Regions from separate parts of the Homo sapiens genome. Here region 2 is linked to region 1. Evidence: read pairs that join two places in POLR2A ChIA-PET (ENCODE). Cell type or tissue: PC-9. All regions are shown on one strand. Links, peaks and the distances in the headings refer to the core of each region. The heading gives the core; the rest is flanking DNA. Region 1 has its middle 41 kb from the start of AAK1. Region 2 has its middle 8.8 kb from the start of ANXA4.

What was found. ChIA-PET counts read pairs that join two places held together with the same protein. Peaks named below come from ENCODE experiments on the same cell type or tissue, not always from the same donor. Only the 100,000 strongest peaks of a DNase experiment are listed, where the experiment ranks them.
Region 2: POLR2A ChIA-PET joins it to region 1 with 22 read pairs; 5 of 35 experiments call an interaction of 5 or more read pairs at or near these places.

The regions. Positions count from the first base shown.
Region 1 is chr2:69,680,283-69,690,159 of GRCh38, forward strand. It overlaps a transcript of ANXA4 not described here. Among named protein-coding and RNA genes, the nearest start is that of AAK1, 41 kb to the left of the region's middle. In PC-9, for the core only: no CTCF peak of the experiment used is centred there; a DNase peak (open chromatin) is centred at 3,579.
Region 2 is chr2:69,728,375-69,738,251 of GRCh38, forward strand. It overlaps a transcript of ANXA4 not described here. Among named protein-coding and RNA genes, the nearest start is that of ANXA4, 8.8 kb to the right of the region's middle. In PC-9, for the core only: no CTCF peak of the experiment used is centred there; no DNase peak of the experiment used is centred there.

The sequences.
Region 1 (9,877 bases), core at 514-8,513:
TCTTGATTTCTTTCTCAGCTAGTTCATTATTGGTGTATAGAAATGCTACTGATTTTTGTACATTGATTTTGTATCCTGCAAATTTAATGAATTCATTTATCAGTTCTAAAAGTTTTTGGGTGCACCCTTTAGGTTTTTCTAGATATAAGATCATGTCATCTGCAAAGGGGAACAATTTGACTTCCTCTTTTCCAATCTGGATGCCTTTTATTTCTTCCTCTTGCCTGATTGCTCTGGCTAGGACTTTCAATCCTGTGTTGAATAGGAGTGGTGCAAGTGGGCATCCTTGTCTTGTTCCAGTTCTTAGGGGAAAGGCTTTCATCTTTTCCCCATTCAGTATGATGTTAGCTGTGGGTTTGTCCTATATGGCCTTTAGTATGTTGAGGTATGTTCCTTCTATGCCTAGTTTGTTGGGAATTCTTACCATGAAGGTATGTTGAATTTTATCAAATGCTTTTTCTGGGTCAATTGAGATGATCATATAGTTTTTGTCCTTCATTCTGTTGATGTAATGTATCACATTTATTGATTGGCGTATGTTGAACCATCCTTACATCCCTGAGATAAATCTCTCTTAATAATGGTGTATTACCTTTTTGATGTGCTGTTGGATTCAGTTTGCTAGTATTTCATTGAGGATTTTTGCATCTGTGTTCATCGGGGATAATGACCTTAGTTTTCTTTTTTTGTTGTTTGGTCCTTGTCTTAGTTTGGTATAAGGATAATGCTGGCCTCATAGAATGAGTTAGGAAGAATTCTCTCCTCTTCACTTTTTTGGAATAGTTTGAGAAGAATTGGTGTTAGTTCTTTGTAAGTTTGGTAGAATTCAGCAGTGAAGCCATCTGGTCCTGGACTTTTCTTTGTTGAGAGACTTTTTATTACTGATTTAATTTCATTACTCATTATTGGTCTGTTCAGGTTTCCATATTTTTCTTATTCAATCTTGGTAGGCTGTATGTGTCCAATAATTTGTTCATTTCCTCTAGGTTTTCCAGTTTGTTAGTGTATAGTTGTTCATAACAGTCTCTGATGATTTTTTGTATTTCTGTGGCATCAGTTACAATGTCTCCTTTTTCATTTCTGATTTTTTTTTTTTTTTTGAAACAAGGTCTCACTCTGTTGCCCAGGCTGGAGTGCCGTGGTGCAATCTCAGCTCACTGCAATATCCACCTCCTAGATTCAAGCAATTCTCCTGCCTCAGCCTCCTGAGTAGCTGGGATTACAGGCACGTGCCACCATATCCAGCTAATTTTGGTATTTTTAGTAGAAATGGGGTTTCACCATGTTGGTCCACCTGCCTGGGCCTTCCAAAGTGCTGGGATTACAGGCATGAGCCTCTGTGCCCGGCCCATTTCTGATTTTATTTATTTGTGTCTTCTCTCCTTTTTCTTGGTTAGTCTAGCTAGCGATTTATCAATTTTGCTTACTTTTTCAAAAAGACAACTTTTCATTTCATTGATCCTTTGTATTGTTTTTTAAGTCTGTATTTCATTTAATTCTGCTCTGATCTTTATTATTAATTTTATTCTACTAATTTGGGGTTTGGATTGTTCTTGCTTTTTTTTTTCCTTTGAGTCAGGGTCTTGCTCTGTTGCCCAGGCTGGAGTACAATGGCTCTATGATGGCTTATTCCAGCCTTGACCCTCTGGGCTCAAGTGAACCTCCCACTTTAGCATCCTAAGTGGCTGGGACCACAATTGTGCACCACTGTGTCTGGCTAAACTTTTTTAATGTTTTGTAGAGACAGGGTCTCCCTATGTTGCCTAAGTATGTTGCCTAAGCTGGTCTCAAACTCCTGGGCTCAAGCCATCCTCCTGATTCAGCCTCCCAAAGTGCTGGGACTACAGGAGTGAGCCACCATGCCTGGCCCGTTCTTGCTTTTCCAGTTCCTTGAAGGCATCTTTAGATCATTTATTTGAAATCTTCCTACTTTTTTGATGTAGGTGTTTATTGATATAAACTCCCCTCTTAGCACTGCTTTTGCTGTATCCCATAGGTTTTCGTACGTTCTATGTCAATTTCCATTTGTTTCAATAAATTTTTTTTAAATTTTCTTTAAGATATTTTACGTTTCTTCTATGTTGTGGAATCTATTGAGTTTTACTTTATGATTCATCCTTGCTTTTTAAAACATTTAATTTTATTTAATGGTTCAGTAATAATAAAGATACCCTTTTACATGTTTACAGTACCTCATTGTTTACATACACTATTTCAAGCTTTTGGAATAGGGACAACTAAAACAGATTCTTGTGTAAATGAGTTTCTTTATATAACTTCACATTCTTTATGTAATGGTTCTTTTGAAGCTTAACAAGTTCTTTCTCAACAACTGTATTTTTTTAATGTGGAATTGACTAAGTATATGAAAATATGAAATAAACAAAATAAAATGGAAAACTATGAGGTCCTTAGAAGTCACATTACATCCCTATATTTGGTGACATTTAAAGAGATGAATGACATCATTGAGAAGTAAGGAGAAATACAGTGCAGCAAATCAAGAACATGCCACTCATGTAAGAGTGAACATCTATCTCCAGGCATGAGAAAGGTCTAGAGAGTTCTTAACAAAATGCTGTCAGTGTTTATTTCTCAGTCTTGAGACGTCAGATGATTTTTATGATCTTCTTTGTGCTTTTCTAATTTGTTTAATATTTTACAGTAAGCATGTATCATTTTTACTAAAATATCCACGTTATTGTTTAAAACAGGAACAAAATTTTTCTACATGCACAAGGATAATAGTATTTGTCTATATTTTTTTCTGGTCTTTTAATTAAGTGTTTATACACACAGAGAGACAGGAATAAAGTTTTCCTTAGCATTTAAATAATTTCCAAGAAGTATATACATTCCTACATATGGGTTAAATAAACACACATATGTCAATAAACATATATTCTAACAAACTCAGGCCTGCTAAATGCGGCTAAAAGTTCCCAGTGAAAAGAACTCTTAGGTGAGCTATATTTTCTAATCTGCAGACCCTCCTACTGCATAACTCTGGATGATGTCATACAAACCTCTTCCTGCATCTGGGACTCTTTCCAGCTGCTACATGTGGGAGCTTCCCGTTTTTGTTCTAATTGAGTGATGTTTACTGGAAATGGAGTCTGCTAATAAGATCTCAGTTCAGATAGCTTTGTGGGGACAGGAAGAATGATTGTGAGATGAATTTGGCCAAAAACCTTTACTTTCTCCCTTGTCATTATCTTGTTTTGATAGGTTGGCTTAGTTTTGTTTTGAAATTACCTCTTCTGAGAAACCAAAGAGGAACGATATGCGCTGTCTTCTTCTTCCTCCTCCTCCTCCTCCTTTTCCTCTTCCTACCAAGACTCCCAACTCAGACTGTTTTTCAGTCTGTCCCTCCATACATACCTGCACACTCACACATCTACTAGAGAGTATATGGAGACAGCCAAGAGCCCTTAGAAAGATAGCTGGGTAATGTACTACTCTGTTCTCTTGAATTTGGATGGAACTTATGACAACACTTAGATGTGAACAAATAAGGCAAGAGAATTTGTCCCAGATTGCACAGCTGGTTATGGCAGAACAAAGCGGTGGTGAACCTAGATTTCATATCTCCTAGCTCAGGGCCTCTGGATTAAAACCCATAAACATTGTTCACATTTTTTTGGAACTATGCATAAGGGCAACTTAGAGAGTTCCAGGTAAGAGAATGCAGCATAACAAGAGTTGATTGTTTTAAGTTGTGTTATGTTAAAGATCAGCTAAGTAAAATTAAAGAGAAAAGCTGCTAAATATACTGAATTATTTCATTTTTGTGGATCTCCTTGATTGTGATTTGCGAGCTCAGAAGTATTAACAGTTTTTCTCAAAAATTTTAAGATGAAAAATTCTCAAGTCCAATTAATTGAAAAGCTTAAGACTACTCTATACCATGCTTCACTTTAGAAAGTAGGGAGCTTGTTGCAAATTCAAACAAGGATGTGGTGTCACAACTCATGAAAGGAATCTCTTATCAAATATCTATCCTACCATCAAATTGCCATTACATCTGCCCGAATGTACATGGGACACAGTTGCGTCAGAAAGGCTAAAGCTCCAAATAAGTTCACATTATTCTGAAACTATCAGATTATGTGATGGATATAATTTGGGTGTTACAGTCTTTGTAGTAAAGTTTGAGGAATGACACCAGGTATGGTCGAGTGCAGTGGCTCATGCCTATAAGATGAGCCTAGGCAACATGGTGAGATCCCATCTCTACAAAAAATACAAAAATTATCCAGGCATGGTGGGGTGGTGTGCACCTGTAGTCCCAGCTACTCAGGAGGTTCCAGTGGGAGGATTACTTGAAACCAGGAGGTTGAGACTGTAGTGAGCCATGTTTGTGCCACTGTACTCCAGCCTGGGCAACAGAGCAAGACTGTCTCAAAAAAAAAAAAAAAAGAAAGAAAGAGAAAAAAAAACCCCATCAGGTAAAATGTAGGGCCACTGTCAATGGGGGACATAGAGAAAACAGAGATCTTCAATTCTCTTCTGCTTCTAACTTTCGGGACAAGGACATTTTTTCTCCACATGTTATCAGTAAGGTGAGGAGAAATAGAGAAAGAGCATAAACTTTGGTAAGCGAAGATAGAAGCCCAAGATGGAATAATAGAGTGAGAAAGAGCCCAAAGCTGCTCCAAGTGATTTCAAGTCCCCAGTTTTGAAGAATGATGTCTTTGGGTCTTGAGAAAACATTGTTGTGGGATCACCAACAATCGTCAGGGATATTTGGGGCATCATAGAGAATAGGAGAGATTCCAGAAGACTGGTAACAGTGGAGTATTCTGATTTTCAGAAAGAGAAAGCAGAGCCAGAAAAAAATGTAGATAATGGTCTGTAACCTCAATCTCAGGCCAGAGTCTAGAAGGGGGGATTATTAGAGGAACAGTTTCAGGCACTAGATAAAAAAGGAATGATTAAGATCCAGATGAGTTCACTAAAAACAAGTCAGGGCTAATTTATCTCTTGGCTTTGACAGAGTTACCAGCCCAGTACCTCAGGGAATGCCCATACATATAGAATATTTTGTTATCAGTTAGACATTTAATAAAGTTTTTTTTTCATGATATTCTTTTGGACAAGACAGAGAGATATAAACTGAATTGTGGCACACTGAATGAATTAGAAACCAGTCAATTGTACGCACAGGTGCTGGCTAACAAACTGTAAAGAAGCATGCAGTGGTGAGTCCCAGGCTGTGTCTGTCCTTCACTGTCTCCTCATAAATGCTTTCAGAATAAATATACAGAAGGTGTGCTCATCAGATTTATAGGCAACATGAAGTTAGAGGGTATGATGAATACTTGAATGGCAGAACGAAAATTCCTAGGTTGAATCTAAAAGGATGAAATTTAAGGGTGATTAATATGAGGTCTAAGGAATTAAATCTATCAGTGAGAATAAGCAATACTTGCTTTAACGGTAACTAAGAGCCTTAACTCAATATGAGTCAGAAGTGTAACGTGGTTGCCAAAAAAACTAAGATTTTAGGCTGTATCCAGTGGTGTGGTAAATATTTAACAACTGGCCCTGGGTTGGGGGCGGAGAGAGGGAGGGACCTTGATTTATAGCTCTGACCAATCTCTGTAGTGTAAATACTCTCACCTTGGCCAGTTTCAAGGTACTGACTTTGTGGCACTGAACTCAGAGGTTGGAAGAGATGTGTGATAGCATGCCATTATGTGGTATTTCCACCACACAGATGCAGTAGATGTGATTAACCTCAAGAGGAGAGATAATAATTAAACACAGTAAAATTACTAGGAAGTAGTATTTTAATTACTTATTACCTTTGTTTTTAATATATCTAATTGTAGGCTTATGTAATTTAACTTTAATTTTTAAAATTATTATTATTATTTTCGAGACAGGGTCTTGTTTTGTTTTGTTTTGTTTTGTTTTTGAGACAGAGTCTGGCTCTGTCGCCCAGGCTGGAGTGCAATGGCGTGATCTCTTCTCACTGCAACCTCTGCCTCCTGGGTTCAAGCAATTCTCCTACCTCAGCCTCCCAAGTAGCTGGGACTACAGGCACGTGCCACCACACCCAGCTAATTTTTGTATTTTTAGTAGAGATGGGGTTCCACCATTTTGGCCAGGATGGTTTCAAACTCTTGACCTCGTGATCTGCCCAAAGTGCTGGAATTACAGGCGTGAGCCACCGCACCTGGCCTGAGACAGGGTCTTGCTCTGTTACCCAGGCTGGAGTACGGTGGCGTGATCTCAGCTCACTGCAGCCTCAATCTCCCAGGCTCAAGCGCTCCTCCCACCTCAGCCTCTTGGATAGCTGAGACCACAGACGTGCCCCACCATGCTTGGCTAATACTTTTTTAAATTTTTTGTAGAAACGGGGTCTCACTATACTGCCCAGACTGGTTTGAACTCCTGGGCTCAAGCAATCCTCTGGACTTGGCCTCCCAGAGGGCTGGGATTACAGACGTTAACCACCTTGCCCAGCATAATTTAACTTTTAATTAGAACTGCATTTTACAACTAGCTCAGAAAATTCTTGAACATTTAACTATCAGCTCTTGCAAGTTTGTGCACATGGGCTCTGGACCATGGTAACCAGAAATGCAGTCACTGGTAGAAGGGAGGTGATAACCCTGCTGTTCTCTGCATTTGTCAGGACACACCCAGATCCCTTTATTCCAGAACACATAACTTAAAGTCACACTTTCCTGAGATCAGAGCAGAGGATGGCAGAGAACCAAAGTCACGAGTGTGTGAAACAACGGAGAGGAGCGGCGCTGTGCAGCCTGGAGCTCAAGACACTTGCATGAGCGGTGAGATGAGAGGGACAGGGGAGAGCTTGTTTTCAAATATTTGAGAGGCTGTTGTGTAAGGAAGGATTAGGGCTCTAATTGGTGGGTAGAAAAGGATACAAGGAGACAGATTTCTGTTCAGTATAAGGAAGACATTTCTGGCTAGGCATGGTGGCTCATGCCTGTAATCCCAGCACTTTGGGAGGCCAACGTGGGCAGATCGCTTGAGCTCAGGAGTTCGAGACCAGCCTGGGCAACATGGTGAGACCCGTCTCTACTAAAAACAAATAAAAATAATTAGCTGGGAATAGTGGCACACACCTGTGGTCCCAGCTAGTCAGGAGGCTGAGACAAGAGAATCACTTGAACCTGGGAGGCAGAGATTGAAGGGAACTGGGATCACTCCACTGCACTTCAGCCTAGGCAACAGAGCAAGACCCTGTCTCAAAAAAAAAAAAAGATATTTTTGGGAAGGAGAGAAAAAAGAAAGAAATTTCTTACAGGCAAAGCTATCTAAAGAGGAATGGGCTGAAGGCAATCCTGCAGAATATGGGCAATGACCTTTAGGGATGGTGTAGAGATGGTTCACGCATCAAAAGAGGGGATGGGGCTGGATAATCTTGAAGACGTCCCCCAAGTCTCTGACTACCTGATTTTTGATCCATTGTGCTTTCTAGTTGCCTCAGCCTCCCAAAGTGCTGGGATTACAGGCGTGGGCTGCCGCGCCCAGCTTACAACTATCAATTTTATATCTAATCTTACATCATCTATCCTCCCATCTACCTACCATCCATTCCTCCAGATTCTTGTGGAACAAATGCCTGAACATATCATTGAGTCCATAAACACGTCAGTATGCATCTCTAAAACATAAGAGCATTTTGAAAATATACCCACAATACTTTTATCACACTTAAGAAATTAATATTGATTCTCTAATATCATCTAATATCCAGTCATTATTTAAATTTTCCCATTTGTGTCATAAACTTTTTATTTGAGCTTGCTCAAGTCAGGATGTAGGGTCCACACATCGCCATGGTTAGATGGGTTTCTTAAACCTCTTTTAGGCTGTAAGTTTCCCTTTCATTATTTATTTGTTGAAGGTGCCGTGTTATTTGTCATATAGAATTTCCCAGTCTGAATTTTTAAAAATTGCATTATGGCATATTTAACAAGTTTCTCTTTCCCCTATATTTTCTGTGATAACGTTTATGTTTGATTCTTTGGGAAGGAATGCTTTGTTGGTGGTGTCCTGTATTTCTCACTAGGAGAATAGTGGAATTTTGATTTTGTTTTATAGGGATTGCTTTTCAATTCAACTAGGAGAATAGTGAGAAATACAGTGAGAAATTGTGACGTCAGCAGCCACTGATGATAAGCGTCTAGATCTGTTAATTCATTTGCAGTTCTAAACGGTGATCTTCTAATTTTCTCATTGCTCCTTTAATTATTAGCTGGAATACTTTTATAAAGAGAAATATCCCCTTTTCAATGATATGGTTACGCTGAAGTACAGAAAATGTAAGATAAATGCTTCATTACCTGTGAAATTCAAAGCAATGAGTTGGCTCCCAAGCATCTGCCTAGGAAGAACAATGAGCTGTTTTGTTTCTTTTTAAGCATTATGATGAACTAATGGATTTAAAAATATTTGATGTGTTTTAATCAATTGCTATTGTTATTTTTATTAATATTCAACTTGGCTTCCAAGTCTTTTTAACATGATCTGACTTATTTCCTTGATTTCTAATATGACAAGATCTCTTACATTCCACATTCAACTCATGTATTTTCTGCCCCAGATCAGGAATTGGCCATTTCTCCAAAGAGTCCTGGTTCCTTTCAATGGGAAATGAAATTTAGAGACCAAACTCTGGGCTCCAGTGTTGTCAGCCTACTAGGTTGATCATAGTTTCTGGGGCTTTTTAGTAGAAAGAATTAGGAAGTTCTCCTTCCTTTCTTCTTCCTCCTCTCCTTTCTCTTCTTCCTCTTCGAAAATATATTGTGGTTCATACGACATTTTCTTTTCTTTTCCTTTTTTTTTGGAGACAGAGTTTCACTTTGTCACTCAGGCTGGAGTAAAGTGGCATGATCATAGTCCACCGCAGCCTTGAACTGGGTTCAAGTGATCCTCCTGCCTCAGCCTCCTGAGTAGCTGGGATTATAGGCACATACCACCATATCTTACTAATTTTTTTATTTTTATAGAGAGAGGGTCTTACTATTTTGCCCAGGCTGGTCTCAAATTTCTGGCCTCAAGTGATCCTCCTGCCTTGACCTCCCAAAGTGCTGGGATTACAGACATGAGCCACCATGACCAGCCCATATGACATTTCAAACAAGACTACGAGATGTTTTTTCAACCTCGTCAATCTCACATTTATACTTTTTTTCCCTTATTGAAAATCCCAATTCTCAAAGACATCAATAAAATTACTTATTTGCTTTATTTCACAAAAAAAATGCAACTGTCTTACAATAACTGTTCTAAGACCCACCACCAACCATATGACTATTGAAATACATTTAAGGTCGTTATGTAGTTCTTTTTGGTTTTATGGCGTATCATAATAATGAAAATCAAATTAAAGTCACTTGAAGTAGTTCCTTCCTGTGTGGTTATTCCGCCAACTCAGAGTGTACATTTCAGTTCATTTGTTTCATTTTGGTTTTGTTTCATAGGGATTGCTTTTCAATTAAAAATATTTTATAATTATGTAAAATGATTACAAATTTCTAAAGTCAAATCTACAACAGCAGGCATATTCAGAGGAGTGTGACTTCTATCCCAGTCCCTCTACCCTATCTACTTCCCAACAAAGTCTTTTTTAAGAAATAAAGTTTTATGGCATATTCTCTCATTAAAAAAATAAGGAAACATTTTCATATATCAAATTCTCTCTTTTTAGATAAACAGTAGCATACTATAGACAATTTTTTCTACCTTGTTTTGTTTTCACTAGCCATAAAGTCTAAGGATCACTCCATATATTCCTCGTTCTTTTTTACAGCTGTGTAGTACTCTGCCATGTGAACTGTGCATAGTATTATTTGGATGTTAAACACATTTAATCAAAATTAAAATTTAAGGAAAT
Region 2 (9,877 bases), core at 668-8,667, 48 kb after region 1:
AAGTTTAATATAACTGAATTTATTTATTTTTCTTTATGGTTAGTCTTTTTTATGTCCAGTTTAAGAAATCAAACCTTCACCTACCACAAGGTCATGAAGATATTAACCTATGTGTTCTTCTAAAAATGTGTTTTCCTTTTCATGTTTGAATGGCCAATCTATCTGTGATTCATTCTTATTTAAATAGGTATCAAAATTCATTATTTTTTCACATGATATCCAACTGATCTAGCATCATTTATAGAAAAGTCTGTCTTTTCCTCACTACACTGCCAACTTTGTCATAAATCAGGTGACCAGAAAGGTGAGGGCCTGTTTCTGCCCTCTGTCTTCCATTCCGTTTGTCTATTTCTCTATCTGTATATGAATACCACACTGACTTTAAGTGTCATATTGTTGAGTCTTGATAGTTTTATATCTCTGGCATTGATCTTTTTCTTCAAGATAGACTTTGCTCTTTTTGTCGTTTGCATTTTGGTCTAAACTTTAGGATAGGTTTGTCAGTTTCTATATACATACCTCAAACTCTTGATGAGATTTTTTGGCTCATTTGAATTTATAGATCAATTTGGGAGCATTACATATTTACCATATTAAATCATAAGTACCTTCCTCCATTATATCTTCTTTATTTTTCTCAATAATATTTTTCTTTTTTGAGATGGAGTCTGCTCTGTCGCCCAGGCTGGAGTGCAGTGGCACGATCTCGGCTCACTGCAACCTCCACCACCCGGGTTCAAGCAATTCTCGTGCCTCAGCTTCCCAAGTAGCTGGGACTACAGGTGCAAGCTACCATGCACAGCTAATTTTCACATTTTTAGTAGAGACAGAATTTCACCGTGTTGGCCAGTCTGGTCTCTATCTTCTCACCTCAAGTGATCCACCTGCCTCAGCCTCCCAAAAGTGCTGGGATTACAGGTGTGAGCCACCATGCACGGCCCTCAATAACGTCTTATAATTTTCAGTGTAGTGGTCTTATACAACTTCCATTGATTTATTCCTAGGCATTTGATGTTTGACAATTTATTTTTAAAACATGACTACACGAGAAGAGAGTAACATAGAGCAGTGGTTCTCAATGGGAAGCTATTTTTGTCACCCAGGACATGTATGGCAATGTCTGGAGACATTTTTGGCACAACTTAGGGGTGGTGCTACAGGTGTCTGGTGGATAAGCAGAAATGCTGCCTAACATCCTCCAATGCCAGGACAGCCGCCCCACAACAAAGAAACATCCAGCCCAAAATGTCCACAATGCTATTCTCGGGAAATCCCAGGATAAAGTTAAGAACTTCCAGAAAGATATCACTTCATAGTCATTATTTTTATACACTGTTCATGGATTTTTATATTTCACACGAAGTGATTTACAGTGACATTTTCATCATATTAGTTTTTATTACTGGGGTGTGAATAAAATGTACTGTGTTCAGTTTATAAAAAGATGTTATAATTGTTGGGAGATAATTCTCCATGGCTTCTGTGTTTCTGGAAACCTTCTGAGCAAAAGGCATTGACAGTTTGATTCACAGATATTTGCATAACAGACAGTCTTGGAAAGATAAAGATAGTGACTCCCTGCAAAGAGATTTGGAGCTGCCTCTTCCTGAGATATTCCAGGGTAACAGAGCTAGAGACCGTGCCCTTTATTCCCTGAAGATTTGCTTACATTCTCCAGGGAGGGGCCAGGCACGATGGCACACACATGTAATCTCAGCACTTTGGGAGGCCAAGGCGGGAGGATCGCTTGAGGCCAGGAGTTTGAGACCACCCTGGGCAACATAGTGAGACCGCACCTCTACTTTTATTTAAAAAAAAAAAAATTCTGTTTTTTAAACCCAGGAGGGCTGGGCATGGTGGCTCATACCTGTAATCCCAGCATTTTGGGAGGCCAAGGTGGGTGGATCACCTGAGGTCAGGAGTTCGAGACCAGCCTGGCCAACATGAGGAAACCCCATCTCTACTAAAAATACAAAAATTAGCCAGGCATGGTGGTGCATGCCTATAATCCCAGCTATTTGGGAGGTTGAGGCAGGAGAATTGCTTGAACCTGGGAGGCAGAGGTTACAGTGAGCCGAGATTGTACCATTGCACTCCAGCCTGGGCGACAAGAATGAAATTCAGTCTTAACAACAACAACATCCAGGAGGATAAGCAAATTTGTGAGCAGTCTCCTTCTAAGATGGGGGTTTCTGAGGTTCAATGTTCTTCAGCTGTGACATAGACCCACTGTCTGCTCAGTATCCACCTGGGCCTGCCTCCACATGGCCCCTATGCGACTTGGAGGTAAAAGAGAACCTACGTAAACATGCTGCTCATGCTGCCAGCTGCACTGTAAGAAACTGTCTAAATCTGTTTGGGTGTGTTTTCTCCTTACTGGTTGAATCTATGGAAGATTGGTAAATTGACCTAACAGCTGCAGTAATCTCTGCTGCTTAGGGATTGCTTGATAATGACCCATTAGCAAGGCCTACTGCCAATGTAGGAACGGGAGGAGGCACTACTAATGTCATATATTCGCTTTCTCCATCCAGTAGTGATGACAGGGAAGTGCTGCTGGGTAAGGCAAAATTATGTCTCCACCAACAGTTCCCCAAACCTGCCTTTTAGGTCGATGGGTTTGAAGTGCTGGCCCTGAGGAGTGCTGGCCTCAAGAAGCCAAAAGCCACGATGTCACTATTTATATTAAAATTCATGAGTTTGTTGTAGTCACCAGTAGGCCTCCCTGTGTCTACCAGGATGCAGAAGGTAACAACATAGGGCCTGGTTCCATCCCACTCAATGTTTGAGACTTATTTCCTGGAGGCTGGGTCCTAGTTTTATTCTTGGGGTCTGGAGTCTCCTGCAATGACTGGGTCTTTGTTAATTAACTTCAGCACAACTGGCTCCCTTCCCTTCTTGCATGAGGCTTCTCAGACCTCTAGTGGACTTTTCTATCCATCTGCCAGACCTACCCAGACTTGCTCGAACTTAGCAGTGGCCACAAACTTAGCTCAAGCTGAAAGCTCTACTACAAAAACCTGTATGAAAGAGCTGAGTGATGATGCTGACTCTCGCCCTGGACTATTTGCAGCTGCTTTGTTTTTGAAAATAGCCAACTTAACTGCAGTCACTTCAGCGCAATCCACATCCACCTAGAGTATTTGTGAAAACAAATGAGACCATGTTGACCCCTATGATCAGAGCTTATTTTCATAATGATGGCTTGGTTTGATGACGCTTGAATATGAGCTGCGGCTCAGCAGCAGAAGGGCACAACCTCAAAAAGCAGATGTTTTTTAAAAAGCCAATAATTGAATTAAAAAAGGCTTCCTTGTCAGCTGTCATGCATCTGAGTAAAGGGTGGGGTAGGACACTTCCTTGGAAGCAATGATCTGCAAATGCATTATTTGACTGTCAAACTATGCTGAACTTTATACTGATATGATGCAAATGATGAACCTCCCTGTGGTCAAATAAGGTTTCTCTTTTTGTTGAGCTGCAGCAGTTCATGGCAAGGAAAACAGGTTTTGGGGAAGGAAAGAAAGGGTGTCGCTCCTTTGGGGCAGGAAAAAACAGAAATACCAAATGCTGATGCTATTTCTTAGTTACATTTTCTTTTCTTTCTTTTTTTTTTTTTTTTTTGAGATGGAGTCTGGCTCTGTCGCCCAGGCTGGAGTGCAGTGGCACGATCTCGACTCACTGCAAACTCCTCCTGGGTTCATGCCATTCTCCTGCCTCAGCCTCCTGAGTAGCTGGGACTACAGGCGCCCGCCACCACGCCCGGCTAATTTTTTGTATTTTTAGTAAAGATGGGGTTTCACCGTGTTAGCCAGGATGGTCTCAATCTCCTGACCTCGTGATCCGGCCGCCTCGGCCTCCCAAAGTGCTGGGATTACAGGCGTGAGCCACCGCGCCCAGCCCTTAGTTATGTGTTCTGTAGAATATTAGATTTTACCCTTGATGGGAGTGGGGTTGTGGGTGTCGCTCGCTGTGTCTGTAGATCAGGTAAACGAGAAGTTCTGAGAATATCTAATATCTGATATCTAGAAGTGATATAAACTGGGCAATACCTCTTCCCAAACAGCAGTAGAGTTCATCGAGTAAAGAGTATTACAGTGTTGGCTGGGCGTGGTGGCTCACGCCTGTAATCCCAGCACTTTGGGAGGCCAAGGCAGGCGGATCACCTGAGGTCGGGAGTTCGAGGCCAGCCTGACCAACATGGAGAAGCCCCGTCTCTACTAAAAATAAAAAATTAGTTGGGCGTGGTGGTGCATGCCTGTAATCCCAGCTACTCTGGAGGCTGAGGTAGGAGAATCACATGAACCCAGGAGGCGGAGGTTGCAGTGAGCTGAGATCGCACCATTGCACTCCAGCCTGGGCAATAAGAGCAAAACTCTGTCTCAAAAAAAGAAAAAAAAAAGATTACTACAGTGCCAAAAGCGGACCTTAGTCAAGAAGCGGTGCTGATCGAAGTCATGTTGCTTATCAGTTACCTTGCTATGCCATACATTATTTAGAGGCCCAGGTTGGATGTGGAGCAAGCTGTGGGTGCCACCTTTTCCTTGGAGACCATGATCTGTGACTTTCTTAAGGTCACCAGTTAGGAAATGGTAAAGTTGAGATTCAAACTCCTATTTTTATTTTGGAATTTAGTGAGGTTTTCTTTGCAAATAAATATGTTGTCAGTTTTTGTAAATGTTTAGTAGACAACTGAAAAAAATAGCCTTTAATAGTAAAATGAAGCATTATTAAAAACGCTTGTTCTTGTAGATAGAGTAAATTTTCATCTTTAGGGATATTGAGGCAAAATGTTTATTTACTTAATGAAAATTAACATCTGAATTAGTCTTAAGATTTACTGGAAAATAAAACATGAAGAATTATTGGTGTTAAGCTATTAATCTGCTATAACAGCTGTCATCTTAGATCTAACACCAGAAAACTGTTGGTAAAAATCTGCAATTTGGCTGGGCCTGGTGGCTCACACCTGTAATCCCAACACTTTGGGAGACTGAGGCTGGAGGATCACCTGAGCCCAGGAGTTTGAGACCAATCTGGGCAATATAGTGAGACCCCATCTACAAAAAATAGAAAAAATTAGGTGGGCATGGTGGGCATGCCTGTGGTCCCAGCTGAGGAGCCCAGCTCAGGAGGCTGAGCCAGGAGGATCACTTAAGCACAGGAAGTTGAGACTTCAGTGAGCAGTGATTGCACCACTGCACTCCAGCCTGGGTGACAGAGTGAAACCCTGTCTTAGAAAAAAAAAAAAAAGAAAAGACAGGAAAAGAAAATAAGGTGTTTTCTGTGAACTCTAGTCCAGTTCATAAATATTAATTCTGCCTTATGAATAATAATATTCAGATTTGTCCATTTTTGGCCTGTTTTAATCTATGAAAGACAAAGCAGAAGCTGTTTAAAATTTACTTTTGCTTCATACTGTAAAACTTAAAAAATACTTTCTTCTTTGACCTCTTAGGTGTTATGTTTTTTATGTTCCCGAATTTTTTTTACAGTTCTATATAATTTTTTATGCTTACTCATCCTTGAAGGTTGAAAACTCTATCCATGCTTTGCATTTGTTCCAATATGGGATGAGCTATTTTTTTTTTTTAATCTGGCCTTACTGAATCAATGAGCTAATTCTTTTTGGCTCCCTGCCTGTCTATTTTGATGCTCTTAGAATCTTCCTCTCATTATCCTAGGCTGCAGGGTTGGGTACCTTCCAGCAGCTTGAAAGGATGGTGGAGGAAGCCATCTGGCAAGGAAAGTCACCCTGGCAAAGTTTCTTCTCAAGGCTTTGCTAACCCACTGTCCCAAGGAGCCAAAGGTTATCTGGCCTCTAGTCTCTCCTCCTCACTGGCCAGCAGCCAGACTGGACGTGGCCTGGCCATCCTCCTGAGACTACCATTGCCAATATTGTAACAGTGAGAGAAATCGAACATAGCTGACTCCATCTTGCTTCTGACCTCACAAGCTAACTGCCTTCGTGCATTCCTGCATGTAGACTAAGCTAATCATGGAAAGAATTTAGATTATAGTTTAACTGTAGAACTAATGATTACCTCTGTTTTGAAATAGACCCCTGAGGAGATAAGGAAGTATGCACACAACATTTAAACAATGCTGTCTTGACGATTTATAGCAATAACGTGGACCTGACAAGCATTTGACCATGAACAAAGAAGTTTTGCAACCTCCTTGGAGCCCTGCTGATGCCCAGATGTCTGTGGTCACCAGTCACCTCTAGACCTTAACCCCTCTCTGTTCTCCCTTCCCCTAACATAAAAGGAGCCAAAAAAATCCATGAACTTAAGATGATTCTTTAGGACACTAGGCCACCATTTTCTCAGTTTGCTTGTTCCCCCCAAAAAAGTCATCTTCCAGCCGGGTGCAGTGGCTTAAACCTGTAATCCCAGCACTTTGTTTCTCCGGTTTTTGAGATAGGAGGGGCCCTCTAGTAGTGTCAACTTGAGTATAGTGTACCCACAGTTTTATTCCAGCAAACTTCACTGATGAGTGGGTATTCAGCAACATCTCAAACAATCCCATTCACTTGTTCCTTCTAGGTGTCATTCCACAGTCACCCCTTGTCAACCCTGCCCAGTTCCACTGAAAGTAGCCAAATGAGAGACAACATCCTGTTGTCCCCAACTCCACAAGATTATGGAATGAACCTTTGATACTGGGGAATTGTAACAGTGAAAGAAATCTAACATAGCTGACTCCATCTTGCTTCTAACCTCACAAGCTAACTGCTTTTGCTCATTCCTGCCTGTAGGCCAAGCTAATCATGGAAAGAATTTATTTTATATTTTAACTGTAGAACTAATGACTATCTGTCTTTTGAAACAGACCTCTGAGGAGGTAAGGAAGTATATACACAAGTAACAATGCTATCTTAAAGATTTATAGGAAAAGGGTGGATCTGACAAGCAGTTAACTATGAACAAAGAAGATGTGCAACCTCCTTGGACCCCTGCTGATGCCCAGATGTCTGTGGTCACCAGTCACCTCTGGACTTTAACTCCTTCCCTGTTCCCCTTTCCCCCAACATAAAAGGAGCCTAAAAATCTATCGACTTAGGGTGCTTTAGAACACTAGTCCACCATCGTCTTGGTTTACTGGCTCCCTGAAACAAAGTCATCTTCCTTGCCCCAACACCTTGTCTCTCAACTTGTTGGCTGCTGTGCAGTAAGCAGTATGAGCTTTGGACTCAACTGCAGTATCAGAGGGGAGACTTGCCACTCTGGGAAAAAAAAAATCCCCTATTTGCATGTCTTGGGCCATTTCAGTGAGTATTTAGAGAGGAGATTCAGAAGTCTAGGCTAAAACCCAATTTTACCTGGCAGTGTTCTGCTTGTCTATCGCTCCAAAAAATAACACTCAAAATTCAGGGGTGTGAAACAATCACAATCATTTATTATTATCTCTCATGATTCTGGTGATTGACTGGGCTCAGCTAGTTAGTTCCCACTCAGAATGTGTCAACTGGCTACCATGAGACAGCGATCATACTGGAGTGGCCTTGAAGGCTTCCTAGTCACATGTCTGGCACTGAGACAGGGAAAACTCAAACTGCTGGGGCATGAAACAGCCAAAGCTCCTTGACTCTTTATTTTCATGGGTTCTATTTACATGATCTCTGCAACATGGTGGTTTCAGGGCTGCTGTACTTATATACTCCAAAGGCACATGTTCTGAGCAAGAGAGCTAACCGATGCCTAGAGCTAGATGACCAGGTCTCCTTTTAAGACCCAGTTTTGAAAGTCACATAGCATTACTTTGGTTGTGCAGTCACAGAAACCCATCTAAGAAGCCTACCTGGGTTCAAGGGGAAAGGACTTAGATGCCACCTCTTGATTGAGGTGGGGGGCAGGGTTTTTGGAAGAGCACATGGGACTGAACATATTGTTGCTGCAATTCTGAAAAATACAATCTGCAGCAGGAAGTTTAATGCAACTTGTAGAATTAATAAATGATTGTATACCATTAATAGTAACACTTCTTGACACCTACTCTATGAGAGTATCTAACTCATCGAACCGTGTGAGGATTAAATCATTAATATCATATATTTAAAGCACCTAGAATACTGACTGGCACATAGTAAGTGCACACAGTAAGTAAATGTTAGCTGTACTCTATAGTTAAGAAAAATTAGAAGTCTGTAACTATAGTATTAACTAATTACCCTTCCCCATCATTCAATTCTCAGTTGTTCATTCTGCTATTCCCTTTTTTTAGAAAAAAGTTTCTTGGTTTATGTCCTTGTTTAGGTGGAAAAGCTTTCACCATCTGAAAACTTCTTAAGAAAAGGTACATGGGAGATAAACATTTTGAAATTGTACGTGTCTGGAATATATTTACCCCCACATTTGACTGCTAATTTGTATGTGTATGAGAATCTATGTTAGAAATAATTTTCTCTCAGCATTTTATTTACTTATTTATTTAATTTATTTAGATACAGAGTCTCGCTCTATCACTCAGGTTGGAGTGCAGTGGTGCCATCTTGGCTCACTGAAACCTCCAGTTCCCAGGTTCAAGTGATTCTCATGCTTCAGCCTCCTGAGTATCTGGGATTACAGGTGACCACCACCACGCTTGGCTAATTTTTGTATTTTTTAGTAGAGATGGGATTTCAACAAGTTGGCCAGGCTGGTCTTGAACTCCTGTCCTCAAGTGATCCACTCACCTTGGCCTCTCAGAGTGCTGGGATTACAGGTGTGAGCCACTGCACCCAGCCTACTCTCAGCATTTTAAAGACATTATTCCATTGTCTTTCAGTTTCATGTGTTGCTACTGAGAAATCAGATGCCATTCCGATTCTGGATCCTTTATGTGAAACCTTATTTCCTCCTGGGTACTTGTAAGATCTTCCCTATGTCCTCAGTCTTCTAAAGTTTTATCACAATGTTGCCTTGGTGTGGTTCTGGTTTTGTCCATTGCACTATGCTCAGTGAGCACTTTCAATGTGGAAATTCATGCTCTTTAGTTCTCAAAATATATAATTGAATTATTTAATTCATTTCTTCCCCTGTTTCCCAGATGTCCAAGGCTGGCTTTCTAATCTTCTTATCCTTTCTTATTTCTTTCCCTTCTCTTTGCCTTCTGTCTATGCATTCTAGGATATTTTCTAACTTTATCTTCTTAACATTCTACTCAGTTTTTTATTTTTGCTATCAGATTTTTAATTTAAAAGAGCTGTGTTTGGTTCTATGAGTGTTCCTTTTTTAGGGTATTTATTTATTTACTTATTGAGATAGTGTCTCGCTATGTCACCCAGGCTAGAGTGCAGTGGCTGTTCACAGGTGTGGTCATAGCCTCAAACTCCTGGGCTCAAGTTGTCCTCCTGCCTCAGCCTACCAAGCAGCAGGGACTACAGGCTCATGTCATCGCACCCAGCTTTTCTGTTTTATTTGATCTTTCTCAGAGAAGATCAATAATAGATTTCTCAGTTTTCTTCTCCCCCTATACTCTTTTTCTTCCTTTTCTCTTTTTTCCTGTTAGCATGTTTTGGGTTCTGTTTTTAATGTCAGATCCTTCCCCTACATTGTGATGACCTTCAGCTGCCTGCTCTTACTTAAGTGTGCCAGATTTAGCAACAAAAAGAAAGAAAAAAAAGACAGGACATCTGGTTAAATTTGAATTTTAGATAAACAATGAATAATTTTTAGTATAAGTATGTCTCATGCAATATTTGGACATACTTATAGTACATAAGTATTTTATATTTTAGTAAAACATTAATTGGTGTTTAACTGAAAATCAAATCTAACTAAGTGTCCTGTATTTTATCTCGCAACCCTAAGAGTGAGGTCTACAAAGCTGCCTGGAAGCCCTGAGTGCGTGTGTAAGTGGGTGGGGCTTGACAAGGGTGAGTTTACCAACAGGT